Linked DNA regions of Homo sapiens: region 2 is linked to region 1. A link is a contact called in ENCODE Hi-C or POLR2A ChIA-PET data. All regions are on one chromosome and are shown on one strand. Each heading gives the region's core, a stretch centred on a gene start or an enhancer-like site at or near the end of the contact. The rest is flanking DNA. Distances are from core to core; before and after follow the strand shown.

What was found. A loop is a pair of places that touch in the nucleus more often than their neighbours do. ChIA-PET counts read pairs that join two places held with the same protein, here RNA polymerase II (POLR2A). Pooled maps may share reads with other maps.
Region 2: a pooled map shows a loop between it and region 1 (2.8-fold over the local background). The contact joins the promoter of ZDHHC1 here to the promoter of GFOD2 in region 1. A Hi-C loop is called at or near these places in 2 of 50 pooled maps. POLR2A ChIA-PET finds 5 or more read pairs at or near these places in 2 of 52 experiments (activated CD4-positive, alpha-beta T cell and activated T-cell).

What each region holds. Positions count from the first base shown.
Region 1 is chr16:67,717,335-67,722,296 of GRCh38, reverse strand. GFOD2 (Gfo/Idh/MocA-like oxidoreductase domain containing 2) reads left to right here and starts at 2,981. Exons shown (of 3, transcript NM_030819.4): 1 at 2,981-3,134. RefSeq lists silencers at 3,064-3,113, 3,174-3,223 and an enhancer at 3,584-3,663.
Region 2 is chr16:67,414,365-67,419,326 of GRCh38, reverse strand. ZDHHC1 (zDHHC palmitoyltransferase 1) reads left to right here and starts at 2,850. Exons shown (of 12, transcript NM_001323627.2): 1 at 2,850-3,156. It overlaps LOC124903702 (a long non-coding RNA gene), which reads right to left and starts at 3,424. Exons shown (of 2, transcript XR_007065093.1): 1 at 3,184-3,424. RefSeq lists an enhancer at 2,304-2,961 and a silencer at 2,794-3,183.

The DNA of each region.
Region 1 (4,962 bases), core at 1,732-4,231:
CTGTAATCCCAGCTACTAGGGAGGCTGAGGCAGGAGAATCGCTTGAACCTGGGAGGCAGAGATTTCAGTGAGCCAAGATCACACCATTGCACTCCAACCTGGGTGACGAGTGAAACTCCATCTCAAAAACAACAACAACAACAACAAAAACATTCCAGGGCCAGGTGCATTGGCTCACGCCTGTAATCCCAGCACTTTGGGAGGCCAAGGCAAGAGGATCGCTTGACCCCAGGAATTCGAGGCCAATCTGGGCAACATAGACCCTGCCTCTACAAAAAATAGAAAAAATTAGCTGGACATGTTGGTGTCTGCCTGTGGTTCCAGCTTCTCAGGAGGCTGAGGCTGGAGGATTGCTTGAGCCTGGGTGGTTGAGGTTGCAGTGAGCCATGATTGCGCCACTGCACTCCAGCCTGGATGACAGAGCAAGGCCCTGCCTAAAAAAATAAAAAATAAAATTCCAAATATGCTCGCCTCAAATACTGCACAGTCAGAAAGTTTTCTGGGGGTACCTCTTTTGAGAGTTTGTTTTTGGGTTTTTTTTTTTTTTTTTTTTTTTTGAGACAAAGTCTTGCTCTCTCTCCCAGGCTGGAGTGCAGTAGCATGATTATGGCTCACTGCTACCTCAACCTCCCAGGCTCAAGTGATCCTCCCACCTCAGCCTCCCAAGTTGCTAAAACTACAGGTATGTGTCACCATGCCTGGCTAAGTTTTGTATATTTTATAGAGAAGTTTCACCATGTTGGCCAGGCTGGTCTCGAACTCCTGGTCTCAAGCAATCCTCCTGCCTTGGCCTCCCAAAGTACTAGGATTACAGGCGTGAGCCACGGCACCCAGCCTGACGGGTATTGAAATTAGCTTCCTGTCTCTTGCCTGAGGAGCAAGAGCTTGTTTCAAAATCCTCGCACCGTTTACTGTGTTAACATGGAAAGTTAACCTCTTTCTCCGAGACTGTTTCCCCATCCTTAAAACATGGTAAATCCTTCTGCCCCGTGGAGGTAGAGGATTATGGCAGATATACAGCAGTGTTTGGCACACAGGGATACACACAGTACACATGAGCATCCTTCCTCCATGAGGATGCCCAGTGGTGTGACTGGCCCACTCCTGCCTGCCCTGTCCCCGAGGCACCAGGGTTTTATGCAGAGGAGGGATACGGTAGATCATGCTGGTGTCCACCTGAAGGTGGTACTGGAGACAAATTGGAGCAAAAGAACCCAGGTAGGAGGCTGCAAAGAGGGCAGGTTTGAGAAAGATTTAGGAGAGAATTGGAGGTACAAGATGAATAACTGAATGTGAGGGAAATAGGAGAAGCAAGAGACAAGGCAAATGCAGACTTTGGTTGGGGGTGATGGGATGGATAATAGTACCACAAAATAACACAGAACAGAAGGGGGCAGGCAGTGGCTAAAAGTCACTGGAATTGGGAGGTTTGCCAGTAAATTAGGGGAGGTTTGCCAGTAAAAAAGTCACTGGAATTGGGAGGTGGTCCAGTAAATTAGGAAAACTGTCTTATGGATGTTCACAGTGATCGCCACCAGCTAATTAAAAGCTCAATCCTGTGTTAAAATGTGTTGCTTAACCCTGCACTTTCCAAACTTAAGTTACTACAGACTGTGTCACTCAGCAGAATCTTACAGGACTATTACTCTATAGAATGCTCTTAGGGAAGAGGTAGCATAAAGGGGAAAATATGGGTTTTAGATTAAGCATAAAGTCCTGGTTCTATATAAGTAAAGCCAGAGTAGGCTCATTTCCCCCTAGACTAGTGGTTCTCAACTGGGAATGATTTTGCTCCCAGGGAGACACTTGGCAATGTCTGGAGATATTTTTGGTAGTCACAACTGGGCTTGGGGTGCTACTGGCATCTACTGGGTAGAGCCAGGGATGCTGCCAAACATCCTACAATGCAGACAGCTCCCCCCACCCCTGCCCAACAAAGAATTATCAGGTCCAAAATGTCAATAGTGCCACTGTTGAGAAATCCTACTCAAGAAGAGTGGAACTCCGAACAATGACTAAGAAACAGATCAAACAGGCACATTTTGACTCTGCCTTCCTTCTGCCTGGCTCTAGAGGATCCAGGAGAGAAAGGATAAAATCCCATCAGAAGAGGGGGGGTTTAGGGGTTACAACTTCTCATCACTTTGGAAGCCTTCCATGCTCCTCACAGAGGTGGTAGGAGTCCTGTCTCCGCTCAAAGCAGGGATAGCTCTGCTGCTAGTTAGCATATCTCAGTAGGAACTGCCTCACGCTTAGGTCAGCTGACATATTCTGTCACCACAGGCTGCTCTGGAATGATGGCTGGGAGATCATCCTAATGCCAGCTGAGTGGGGATCTTGATACTCAGCAGGAGGGTCAGACAAGCAGGGACGGGGGCTCCCCATGCAGATACAAACCCCAATCACATTTCCTACACAGGCAGTTTTATTCTAAGGTCTAACGGCTTCCTTACTCTAGCGGATAGTTTGCTATTTGGTGGGGCATAGGCTTCAGTAAAGAGGCCAAGGGGACTGAGGTTACAGTCTTGAAGAGCACTGATATTTAAGGAACAATCAAAAAACATCCAGAGGAAGAGGAGCCCAGACAGGCACCTGAGAAAACGGAAAAACGAGTCACTGGGGGTCAGGGAGCCAGGAAGTCCGACGAGTTCGAGAGAACTGGCCTTCTGCAGATATGTCCTTGTCCAACACGAAACCGTCTTTCATTCCAGGACAACTGAGGCTACCCACAGCTACCAAAACCTGGTCCCTGACGCCGGTCAGCGGACCGGAGAGAAGCCAAGCTTAGGAAACTGCCGCCTCCGCCGCCGGAAATGAATAACCTGAGCCTCCTAGCCAGGCTGCTTAAGCTCCGCCCCCAAAAAGCGAGCATGCGCAGCTCCCGGCTACGGCCCCTCCCAGCGCAGGCCCATCCCCGTTATGGAGCATGCGCAGTCCTCCTGCCGTCCCGCCCCTCCCTTTCCAGAGCCCCCAGTTCCTTAGAAACCAGGCGGCGCGTTCCCGGTGGCGGCGCCCTGGACTCCCGGGCCCGCGCATCCCCGCCAGCCTTCCTTAAGGCGGATGGGTGGCCCCCGAGACCCCGTCGGACCCATGGTTTCCAGTGCAGCGCGGAGTGGGCGATGCCAGCGTGCCAGGTGAGAGGCGGCCACCGGTGGCGGGTGAGGGCGAAAGAGGGCATGGCGCGGCCGGGAGCGGGCGCCGACAGGGCCTTCTCCGCGGCCCGGCGCCGGAGGTTGGAGGCGTGGACCCGCAGAGCCGGGGTTGGAGGGGGCTTGTTCCAACTGCCTGCAGGCGCGTGGAGTGGAGGGTCGCCTTGGGATTCGCCCTTTCCACCGCAGAAATAGGACCCGCAGGCTTGGTGGTAGAATTATAGGATTTGGGATCCTGGAAGAACCTGAGACATAACCCATCCTTTTACCAGATGCAAAAACCTAGTCTCCCCCGCCCTGTGCCGAGCGGACCACCTGACTGTGTGAGGATGGACGCTTTGTGGATGAGGATGTGTGAGGTGTAGAAGCTCAGACAAAGGGCTCGTGGGGTAGCTGGTTCGTCCCCTTTCAGAATGAGATGGGACTTTTGGGGATAAATCTTTAAGAAACGGGTGTTCAGTTGACAGGTGGAAGAAGGGACACCCCAGAAGGTGCGAGTGGCTCTGCCAGCTCCCATGTGCCCTATGGCCACGTCTCAATGGCCCTGGCCTACCTTTGTATTTGTAGCTCTGGAAGGAAGCAGATGGACTTGAGACAAAAGGTGAAGTGAGGTCTTCCCATCAAGGCCCTATCACACTTAAAAGGTGAGGGAGGAAGAGTGGACAGGGACATGAGGGCTTGGGAATGGTTGTGTGAAGAGTTTACCCTCCAGACTACAGCACGATCTAAAGAACAAGGCAGGATAGAAGAGTTGAAAGCTGTATTGGATAGGCATCAGGGAAGCTTATTTAACTGTCTTATTTATGTTCATTGTTCCCATAATGTTATCCTGAGGGCAAGAAAGTGGATGTCCTTTTAAATGTCCAGAAAGAACTAGGGCAGGGCACCACCTTTGTGATCTGTGGGGCCCAAAAGCCTCTAAAGGAATAGCCCTTAGTGTGTGGCCCTTAAGTTGAAGGGAACAGCATTTAATTTAGAAAAGGAAGGCACTTAAATTTATTGTGATATGGAGCAATATAGAGAAGATGGTTGTTTTTGAGTCGGGGAAGCTAGATTCATTCTTGATAAGGAAACTTATTTCCTTCTGGAAAGCTACACTAGAGAACAAAAGAGTTTTAAGGCCATCCATTTTACAGGAAACGTGAAAAAATTAACTGCTTTGGGATTGGGAGTTTAGAGAACCTGCCTGGACCAAGAGAGGAAATTTTCAACAGACGGTTCTGTTGGTCGAATCCTTATTTCACAGATAAAGATTCTGTTGTGAGAGGTTATCTCTTACCACCTGGTTTTCCCACTTTGCCATGGAATAATCATTGGTCTGGGTCTAATTCTCTATCTATCTATCTATCTATCTATCGAGACGGAGTCTCACTCTGTCACCCAGACTGGAGTGCAGTGGTGCGATCTCGGCTCACTGCAATCTCCGCCTCCCAGGTTCAAGCGATTCTCTGGCCTCAACCTCCTGAGTAGCTGGGACTACAGGCATGTACCACCACGCCCAGCTAATTTTTGTATGTTTAGTAGAGAAGGGGTTTCACCATGTTGGCCAGGCTGGTCTTGAACTCCTGACCTCAGATGATCTGCCTGCCTTGGCCTCCCAAAGTGCTGGGATAACAGGTGTGAGCCACCACACCCAGCCCTCATTATTATTTTTATTTGCTAGGGCAATTGCTATCTGATTTCTATAGTAATACTAGAACACATTGGTAGTAGAACTAGCAATTTTTTAGAAAGCCTCCTCTGACCCAAAACTTAAAAATTAGAACTATGTGATTTTTAAAAGATGGTCCCTGATTCTAATCATCAAAGTCAG
Region 2 (4,962 bases), core at 1,601-4,100, 300 kb after region 1:
AGGAGAGAAGCCCCTGAGTCAAGTGGATCCAGGGTCTTTTGGGTCCCTCCCCTTATTATGGGAATATATGGATTCATCTTTCACTTTGTTTTTTAATTTTTATTTGTATTTGCATTTATTTATTTATTTAAAGACAGAGTCTTGTTCTGTCGCCTGTAAGGAGTGCAATGGCACAATCTCGGCTCACTGCAACCTCTGCCTCCTGGGTTCAAGCGATCCTCCCATCTCAGCCTCCCGAGTAGCTGGGATTACAGGCGCAGACCACCATGCCCGGCCAATTTTTGTATTTTTGGTAGAGACAGGGTTTCGTCATGTTGCCCAGGCTGGTCTCAAACTCCTGACCTCTAGTGATCTGCCTGCCTCGGCCTCCCAAAGTGCTCAGATTACAGGTGTGAGCCACCATGCCCAGTCCCACCTTGTTTTTTAAAATATTTATTTATTTATTATTATTTTTTAAAGAGATAAAATCTGACCGGGCACAGTGGCTCATGCCTGCAATCCCATGGTGGCAGGCAACTGTAATCCCAGCTACTCGGGAGGTTGAGGCAGGGGAATCGCCTGAACCCGGGAGGTGGAAGCTGCAGTCAACTGAGATCGCACCACTGCACTCCAGCCTGGGAGACAGAGCGAGACTCCGTCTCAAAAAAAAAAAAAAAAGAGAGAGAGAGAGAGATAAGATTTTTTTTGTGTGTGACAGAGTCTCACTCTGTCACTCAGGCTGGAGTAGAGTGGTGCGATCTCGGGTCACTGCAACCTCTGCCTCCTGGGTTCAAGCCATTCTCTTGCCTCAGCCTCCCGAGTAGCTGGGACTACAGGCACATGCCATCACGCCTGGCTTACTTTGTACTTTTAGTGGAGATGGGGTTTCACCGTGTTAGCCAGGATGGTCTCGATCTCCTGACCTCATGATCCACCTGCCTTGGCCTCCCAAAGTGTTGGGATTACAGGTGTGAGCCACTGAGACCAGCTGAGAGATAAGATCTTACTTTCACCCAGGCTGGAGTGCAGTGGCATGATCGTAATTCACTGCAATCTTGAACTCCCGAACTCAAGTGATTCTTTTCTCCTGCCCCAGCCTCGTGAGTAGCTGGGACTATAGGCACAGGCCACCAGGCCCAGCTATTTTTTTTCATCTTTTGTAGAGATGGGAGTCTCTCTATGTATCCCAGGCTGGTCTCAAACTCCTGGCTTCAAGTGATTTTCCTGCCTCAGCCTCCTTAAAGTGCTGGGATTACAGGTGTGAGCCACTGCATCCAGCCTCATCCTTCACCTTGATTTCTGGGTCATGATCTCTGTTTGACCCGAAGTTTTCCAATTCCAGATAAGAGTTAAGTAGTCAGCTTGTACTCTGAAGCCAGAATAGCATTGATATTTATCTCACATTGAGTTTGAGTTTATCAGTCTTGAAAACAAGAATTTAAGTAATAGGTTATGTCACTTGCACAAGGACCCACACACCTGTCATGTGACAGAGAAGGAGTAGTTATGTTGCCTAATAAAACATACAATAAGTATGCTTGTGACTTATACATTTTAGAGATAAGGATGTTTTCTTTCCCTATCTGTCATATCTGCCTTGGAGATGCGCACAGGACAGATAGCAGAAGACAAAGTGTCTTCCTGTCTTTTGAGAAAGCCTGAGCTCATAGAAGATTCCATTCTGAGTGTCCACAAGGAGAAGAGGAGAGGGGACTTTTAGGGAAACCAAGTTAGCAGGGAAGTCTCCCAGGTAGAGAAAGGGAAGGGAGGCTGCAGGCCATGGAGCAGAGGAAGCAGGTGTCTGTCCCTGGCAGCCCCAGGGAGAGGCAGGGGCCTCAGGCAGGGATGGCCTCATAGAGCCCAAACCTGAAAATCTTTGTGGACTGGAGCAATGGTTGTGGCCTCAGTACCAGACAAAACCCTGACCAGAGAGTTTTTTGCTTATTTGTTTTTGATTGTTGTTTTTTGCTATAGGAAAACATGAGTCCTTTGGAATTACCTAGCTAAAAGGAGTACAGTGGAGACTGAGACTGAATTTCCCGGCCGGGCAGGGGCTCACGCCTGTAATCCTAGCACTTTTGGAGGCTGAGGTGGGCGGGTCGCTTGAGTTCAGGAGTTCGAAACCAGCCTGGGCAACATGGCAAAACCACGCCTCTACAAAAAAATGCGAAAATTAGTCGGGCGTGGTGGTGTTCGCCTGTAGTCCTAGCTACTCTGGAGGCTGAGGCGGGAGGATCGCCTGAGCCCAGGAGTTCGAGGCTGCAGAGAGCCGTGATCGTGCCACTGCACTCCAGCCTGGGTAACAGAGACCAGTTTAAAAAATAGAAAAAGACTGAATTTCCCATCAGCCTGGAAGATTGGGGCTTGATTTTTGCTTGATTTAAAGGCAATAAATAAATGAGATATTTTGTGCTGCTTATTTTAAGCTCTTACGCTTCTCGCTTTATATTCTGGGGTACCTGCATTTTTAGTGGTGTAATTTATTTGTCTAGATCTGTTTGCCTCTTAACCTGTAAGCTCCCGGAAGGGTCGGGATATCATGGATGTTCCAGCACATACGCTCATTGAAGTGTGCAGGTTGACTGGGGTTGGGGGAGGTCTCTTCTTGAGAGCGGTGGTCTCAGGATAGAAACTGGAAGGGGGCGCTTTTGAGATGTTAGGATTTCGGGGAGACAAGCTGTGACTCGGGAGTAGGGAAAAGCGGATTTTCTAGACGAAAGGTTAGGAAGAATCTGGGAATGGGCCGACTGGGGCACCAAGAGGGTCCCTGGCAAGCCCCGCCCTGGCCGGGGGACCGGCGCGGAGTGACGCAGCGCGGTTTGGCCGCTGTGGGGCGCCGTAGCCCGCGCCGTTGTCAGGGGAACGGGCCCAGCGCCGGACGAGGCCCAGCCAGTCTGGGTCTGGCCTGGCCGCCCCTCCAGCCTGCTGGAGCCGGAGCCGGAGCCGGAGCCGGAGCCGGAGCCGGAGCCAGAGCCAGAGCTCGAGGACTCACCGGCCCAGTCTCCGTCCGGGATGGGGCCCCGCTCCCGGGCGCGTTGCCGCCCAGTCCCGGGGACCGTCCCTACCGCGAGGGTCTGAGGCGCGGCTGCCCCGGGGAGGGTGGAAGGCCAGGCGTGGGGCCCGAACCTCTGGCTGACTTTGGCAGGGCCCATCTGGCACGGCCTCCGCGGCGCGCAGGTGAGGAGTCCCCGCCCGGTTTCTCACCTCGGAGCCTGGCTTGAGCCACGGGGTAGCGGATGCTGCCGCCTGGCCGGCTTTGGGCTCGCTTCCGCCTGGAGCCGGTGGCCTGAGTTCCAGGGCCCCGGCAGAGCGCGGGGCTTCCTTTTAGCATGCATCAAGTTCACAGATCTTCCTTGAGCGCTTACTCTTTGCCAGGCTCTGTGCCAGGCGTGGGCACAGAGGACTCCCAACAGACGTGGTCTGTCTCCAGAACCCAGAGCATTAAGGAAGGGGGCTGGGAAGCGGATGTCATACATGACTAAAGTGATTTCAGGTCGGGTTAGGCTCTCTGGTATTGAAATGGAGGGGTTGGTCATGGAGGGTCTGTTTTAAAAGGAAACCATGGGAAGAGTTTTAGTTTTTTCTTTGAGACGGAGTTTCGCTCTTGTCACCCAGGCTGGATGGAGCGCAGTGGCACGACTCGGGTCATTGCAACCTCCGCCTCCCGGGTTCAAGCCATTCTGCTGCCTCAGCCTCTGGAGTAGCTGGGATTACAGGCGCCCGCCGCCACGCCCGGCTAAGTTTTATATTTTTAGTAGGGACGGGGTTTCACCATGTTGGCCAGGCTGTTCTCGAACTCCTGACCTCAGGTGATCCACCCGCCTCGGCCTCCGAAAGCGTTGGGATTACAGGTGTGAGCCACCGTTCCCAGCCAATTTTTTATTTTTTTGAGACAAGGTCTCCCTTTGTCACCCAGGCTGGAGTGCTGTGGTGTGAACATGGGTCACCGCAGGCTCCGGCTCCCGGGCTCAAGCGATCCTCCCGCCTCAGCCTCCCAAGTAGCTGAGACTACAGATACCCGCCACCACGCTCAGCTAATTTTTTAAGGTTTTGGTAGAGATGAGGTCTTACTATTTTGCCCAGGCTGGTCTCGAGCTCCTGGTCTCAAGGGATCCTCTTGCCTCAGCCTCCCAAAGTGCTGGGATTACAGGTGTGAGCCACTGCAAGCGGCAGAAGAGTTTTTTATTTTTTGTTTATTTTTATTTTTATTTTCCAGATGGAGTCTCGCTCTGTCACCCAGGCTGGACTGCAATGGCACAATCTCGGCTCACTGCAACCTCCACCTCCCGGGTTCAAGCGATTCTCCTGCCTCAGCCCCCCAAGTCTGGGATTACAGGCGCCTGCCACCACACCCAGCTAATTTTTGTATTTTTAGTAGAAACGGGGTTTCAACATGTTGGCCAGGCTGGTCTTGAACTCCTGACCTCAGGTGATCCAGCCACCTTGGCCTCCCAAAGAAGAGTTTGGATGAGTTTCACGTTTGAAAAGCTCACTTCACTCTGGCTGCTGAGCAGCATGGTTGTGACAGACATACCGGGAAGTCAGTTGAGGGCCATCCTAGTTCTGCCAATCTAGCTGTGCCTCCTAAAATAACTCATTTAGTGTCTCTGAGCCTCAGTGTCCTCATGATGGGAGTGGGTGTTCTGTATGTTTTTTATGAGGAAGTGAGAGGCCAGTCACATCTGAAATCAGTGACTACAGGGATCTACAAGAACAGTTGGAAATGATAGGACCTTCCTTAGAGCTCTATGAGGATTGAATGAGTGAATTCCACTGAAACAGTGCCTGGCACAGAATAAGTGCATTCTAAATGCTGGTGTTGGTTATTATCATGCAAACACTGTAGGAGAGCGATGCTGGAGGTTTGGATTGGGGTAATGACAGCAGAGATGGTAAAAAAGTGGCTTGACTTCCTTTACTGAAAGAGAGCTGGGTTCAGACACGGGTGAGGGGTGGTCTCTGCTTTTGTGGAACTGGTGGTTC